2 separate regions of the Homo sapiens genome follow, and region 1 is linked to region 2. A link is a loop called in an ENCODE intact Hi-C map of the cell type or tissue named here. Cell type or tissue: mammary epithelial cell. All regions are shown on one strand.

Region 1 (2,500 bases), 350 kb before region 2:
GTGCTCGCACTCCACGACCCAAATGGCTGTTCCAGGGCGCTAGTCAAGCGGGCGAGTTAGGAAAACAGCGAAGAATGCCGGGACTAGTGAAGCGGGTAAGGGACGTGCGGAATCGCGGCCCCAGCGGCTGCCAGGCATGATGGGAGTTGTAGTCGGCGCGGCTGCAAGGCATCAAGGGAAATGAAGTCTCCACAGATTTAAAAACTGTTGGCCGGGCACGGTGGCTCACGCTTGTAATCCCAGCACTTTGGGAGGCCGAGGCTGGCGGATTACCTGAGGTCAGGAGTTCAAGACCAGCCTCGCCAACATGGTGAAACCCCATCTCAACTAAAAATACAAAAATTAGCCGGGCGTGGTGGCACATGCCTGTAATCCCAGCTACTCGGGAGGCTGAGGCAGGAGAATTGCTTGAGCCGGGGAGCCGGAGGTTGCAGTGAGCCGAGATCGTGCCACTGCACTCCAGCCAGGCCGACAGAGTGAGACTCTGTCTCAAAAAAAAAAAAGAAAAAAAAAAGTGTGTTAGTGTGGTTAACAGCATTTGCGCTTACCCTATGCCAAGTCCTGTTGTAAGAATTGCAGCATCCGGGACCTAGAGACCAGCGGATCAGGGGATCCAGCGAATACGGCGATCCGATTCGGGAACCAAGCATTTCCCCTGAAACTATTTCAGGCACCATTCGGGCTGCAGCCTCCCATCCTCCCGGGTCCTGCCTCACCAGTGCTTCCTGGTGGTCGGTCTCCCTTTCTCCCATACATTCACAGAACCACTCCTTTGGCCACACACACCCTTGACAGTATCCTAACCTCTCTACTATCATGGCGCCCGCCTGGCAACACCTGAGCTTGCATCAACTCAACAGTCAGTCTCTCCTTTCCAAGCTGTGGGCCAGATGAGGTCTCTCCTTCACAGACGTCCCATCTGATGGTGACCCATCTCTCCTACACCTTCAACCTCTCCATCCTCCCCATCTACACTGCAACTTGTTTCTCTTTCCCATCTCAGAAACAGCAACAAATCTCCCTTCACTAAGAGGTCCTTCACCAGCCTCCTCTCCCGGCATTATCCCATCTACCCCTCCACATTCAAGTTTTTGGAAAGATTCTACACTCCCAGTCTCTACTTCCTCACTTCTTCCTTGCTGCCCACGCCATAAACTAGCTGCTGCCTCCAGCATTGCCCTGACACCTAGTGGCTGGTGTCACCAAGACGCTAGACCCAATGGTTATTTATTTATTTATTTACTTATTTTGAGACGGAGTCTCACTCTGTCGCCCAGGCTGGAGTGCAGCGGTGCCATCTCGGCTCACTGCAACTTCCGCCTCCAGGGTTCAAGTGGTTCTCGTGCCTCAGCCTCCCAAGTAGTTTGGACTACAGGTGCCTGCCACCATGTCTGGCTAATTTTTGTATTTTTAGTAGAGACAGGGTTTCACCATGTTGGCCAGGCTTGTCTTAAACTCCTGACCTCAAGTGATCCACCCACCTCGGCCTCCCAAAATGCTAGGATTATAGGCGTGAGCCACCGCACCCGGCCAATGGTTGTTTTTCAGGTCTTCTCTTGCTTGACTTCCCAGAGGGATCCCTTACTGTTGCACCTACCCTTCTGGGAACTCTCTTCCTCTGGCGTCTGTGATATTTCCCTCTCCTGCTGGCTCCTCCCTCTCCAGATGCTGTTTCTCACATCTACTCTCTTCTAGAGAGTGTGGTAGACAGAATAATGGTCACCAAAGATGTCCCTGCATGAATCCCTGGAACTTGTGAATATGATAGGTTAAATGGCCAAAAGGGAATTAAGGTTGCAGATGGAATTAAGCTGACCAATCTCCTGATTTTATTTTATTTTATTTTGTTTTTGAGGTGGAGTTTCGCTCTTGTTGCCCAACTGGAGTGCAATGGTGTGATCTCGGCTCACTGCAACCTCCGCCTGCCAGGTTCGAGAGATTCTCCTGCCTCAGCCTCCCGAGTAGCTGGGATTACAGGCACCCGCCATCATGCCTGGCTAATTTTTTAAATTTTTAGTAGAGACAGGGTTTCGCTATATTGGCCAGGCTGGTCTTGAACTCCTGACCTCAGGTGATCCGCCCACCTCGGCCTCCCAAAGTGCTGGGATTACAGGCGTGAGCCACCGTGCCCAGCCTATCTATCTATTTATTTATTTATTTTTGAGATGGAGTTTTGCTCTTGTTGCCCAGGCTAGAATGCAATGGTGCTATCTCGACTCACCGCAACCTCCACCTCCCCGGTTAAAGCGATTCTCCTGCCTCAGGCTCCTGAGTAGCTGGGATTATAGGCATGTGCCACCACGCCTGGCTAATTTTTTGTATTTTTAGTAGAGATGGGGTTTCTCCATGTTGGTCAGGCTGGTCTCAAACTCCTGACCTCAGATGATCCACCCACCTGGGCCTCCCAAAGTGCTGGGATTATAGGCGTGAGCCATCATACCAGGCTCTATTGATTTATTTTTATTTTTATTTTTGAGACGGAGTCTCGCTCTGTTGCCTA
Region 2 (2,500 bases):
TCCCGAAGTGCTGGGATTACAGACGTGAGCCGCAGCGCCCGGCAGAATACAGAAGTAATAAACTAAGGTCAAGGCCATGTACTGAGGTGTTCAAGGCTCTGAACTGCTGGACTCAATGTCACAAGATAAATTTTAACCTCACCAAACCCTCTCAGCTTAAGAGTATCTGCTAAGTTCTGAGAAAGCAAACGGGGCGTGTGAAAAGATGGGTGTTCATGCCTGTGTGTATGTGGGGTCGGTGATGCAGTTAAGGACAGAACCCAGGGGAGGACTCCGGGACGGGGGAGGCGGCTGAGATTTTAAGGCGGGCCGGGTGTGCTGCAGCCAGCACTGCCGGAGAATCGCTGGGAAACGGCTCCAGCAGGAGAATGGAGGGTGGACGGCCGGCCGCAAAGGCGGTGGAGGTGTTGGCCCGCCCCTTCCCTCCTGATAACACCGACGTGCGTGTGGGGTCCACGGAACGCCCCACCAAGCCTCGCCTGGCGCGGGGTCGAGGGGCTCGGCGGAGGCGCGTGTTCAGGTGGAGGCGGTGGGCCCGGGCTGCGGCCCTTCGCTCGATTTTATTTATTTATTTATTTATTTATTTATTTATTTTTGAGACGGAGTCTCGCTGTGTTCCCCAGGCTGGAGTGCAGTGGCGAGATCTCGGCTCATTGCAACCCCTGCCTCCCGGGTTCAAGCGATTCTCCTGCCTCAGCCTCCCGAGTAGCTGGGACCACAGGCGTCCGCCACCACGCCCGGCTAATTTTTGCATTTTTAGTAGAGAAGGGATTTCACTATATTGGCCACGCTGGTCTCGAACTCCTGACCTCGTGATCCGCCCGCCTCGGCCTCCCAAAGTGCTGGGATTACGGGCGTGAGCCACCGCGCCCGGCCCCTTCGCTCGCTCTTACCCGGTGAGGTCCCGTGCCCGCGTACCTCCCGCATGACACTTGGGCGTGCGGCCGAGCCGGGAGCGCCCCTGCCCCGCGAGCCGCCCCCGAGAGACACGGCGGATCGGAACCCAGCCGGGCGCGTAGCTCCGGGAAGGGGACGTGGCGAGGACCCGGCAGCCGCGGGGCCTGTGGGGAAACATGGTCCCCGCAAGGGACCCTGGGAGCTGGAGGCGTCCTGGCCCGGCGTCCGGAGCCCACGGCCCAGGACTAGGATGCCGGGGGTCTCGGGCGTCCTCCCTAACCTCAGTCATAGGGCGCTCCGTATCCAGCCCGCCCTGCTTGCCTCTCGCTTCCCCCAAATACTGCCCCGACCTGTCCCCTGGCCCTCACCAAGACAGGGAGAAACGACCGAGACACTGAGGACTCCGCTAACAGCTGCCTGAGACCCAACCCCTCCACTCCCTGACCAGGATGAGGGAGTCCGCGCCATGCGCATGCACACACGCGGGCCTCTCCTCCTCCCACCTTTTGCGCGTCTCGCCCGGGCATCGAAGGAAGGGAATGACGGCGCGACGGCGACCCCTAGGGGCGGGAGGAGGCGCTAGGAGCGGGGCTGGGAAGCGCCATGGTGCAGGTTGAACGGGGACATTGGGTCACCGGGATGGGTGGAATTAGGGTAGGGCGAGTGAGGCACTGGCTTCTGGCACAGAATTTAAGGAGACACCCCAAAATTTAGTAATCAGGATACACAGACTGAGCGCAGTGGCTCACGCCTGTAATCCCAACACTTTGGGAGGCCAAGGCGGGAGGACTGCTTGAGGCCAGGAGTTAGGGATCAGCCTGGGCAACAAAGCGAGACCCCCATCTCTACAAAAAAAAATTAAAATTTAGCCGGACTTGGTGGTGGGCGCCTGTGGTCCCAGCTACTCAGGATGCTTAAGTGGGAGGATCACTTGAGCCCAGGAGGTTGAAGGTGCAGTGAGCTATGGTGACACCTCTGCACTCCAGCCTGGGCAACAGAGCAAGACCATGTCTCTTAAAAAAAAAAAAAAAAAAAAAAAAAGCTAGACGCGGTGGCTCACGCCTGTAATCCCAGCACTTTGGGAGGGCAAGGGTAGTGGATCAGTTGAGGTCAGGAGTTCGAGACCAGCCTGGCCAACATGGTGAAACTAAAAATACAAAAATTATTCTACTAAAAATACAAAAATTAGCCGGGTATGGTGGTGCACACCTGTAATCCCAGCTACTTAGGAGACTGAGGCAGGAGAATCGCTTGAACCCAGGAGGCAGAGGTTGCAGTGTTGCAGAGGTTGCAGATCATGCCACTGCACTCCAGCCTGGGTGAAAGAGTGAAACCCTGTCTCAAAACAACAACAACAACAACAACAACAACAACAACAACAACAACCACCACCACCCAAAGTATATTATATGCACACCCTACTGAGTTTGATTCCTGGTTCCACCAGTTAATAGCTGTGGGAGTTTGGGCAGTTTGGTGAATCTAATCTCTGTATCTCAATTTCTTCATCTGTAACATGGCAATAATAACAGCACCTACTTACCTCATAAGGTTGCTGGGAAGATTCAAGGAGATAAGCCAAGTGAAGAGCTTAGCACAATGT

What was found. Hi-C counts contacts between places; a loop is a spot of excess contacts. Peaks named below come from ENCODE experiments on the same cell type or tissue, not always from the same donor. Only the 100,000 strongest peaks of a DNase experiment are listed, where the experiment ranks them.
Region 1: it touches region 2 in a loop (7-fold over the local background); 11 of 110 quality-filtered maps call a loop at or near these places.

The regions. Positions count from the first base shown.
Region 1 is chr16:31,094,841-31,097,340 of GRCh38, forward strand. It overlaps LOC124903680 (zinc finger protein ENSP00000375192-like), which reads right to left and starts at 1,165. Exons shown (of 1, transcript XM_047435012.1): 1 at 44-1,165. The coding sequence starts at 538. The coding sequence ends at 44. RefSeq lists enhancers at 71-250, 281-330, 381-430, 946-1,125. In mammary epithelial cell, a CTCF peak has its summit at 1,185 (motif pointing left); a DNase peak (open chromatin) is centred at 11; H3K4me3 peaks cover 229 bases.
Region 2 is chr16:31,441,743-31,444,242 of GRCh38, forward strand. It overlaps ZNF843 (zinc finger protein 843), which reads right to left and starts at 1,047. Exons shown (of 2, transcript NM_001136509.3): 1 at 894-1,047. RefSeq lists an enhancer at 674-1,469 and a silencer at 854-1,063. In mammary epithelial cell, a CTCF peak has its summit at 1,459 (motif pointing left); a DNase peak (open chromatin) is centred at 1,409; H3K4me3 peaks cover 854 bases; H3K27ac peaks cover 420 bases.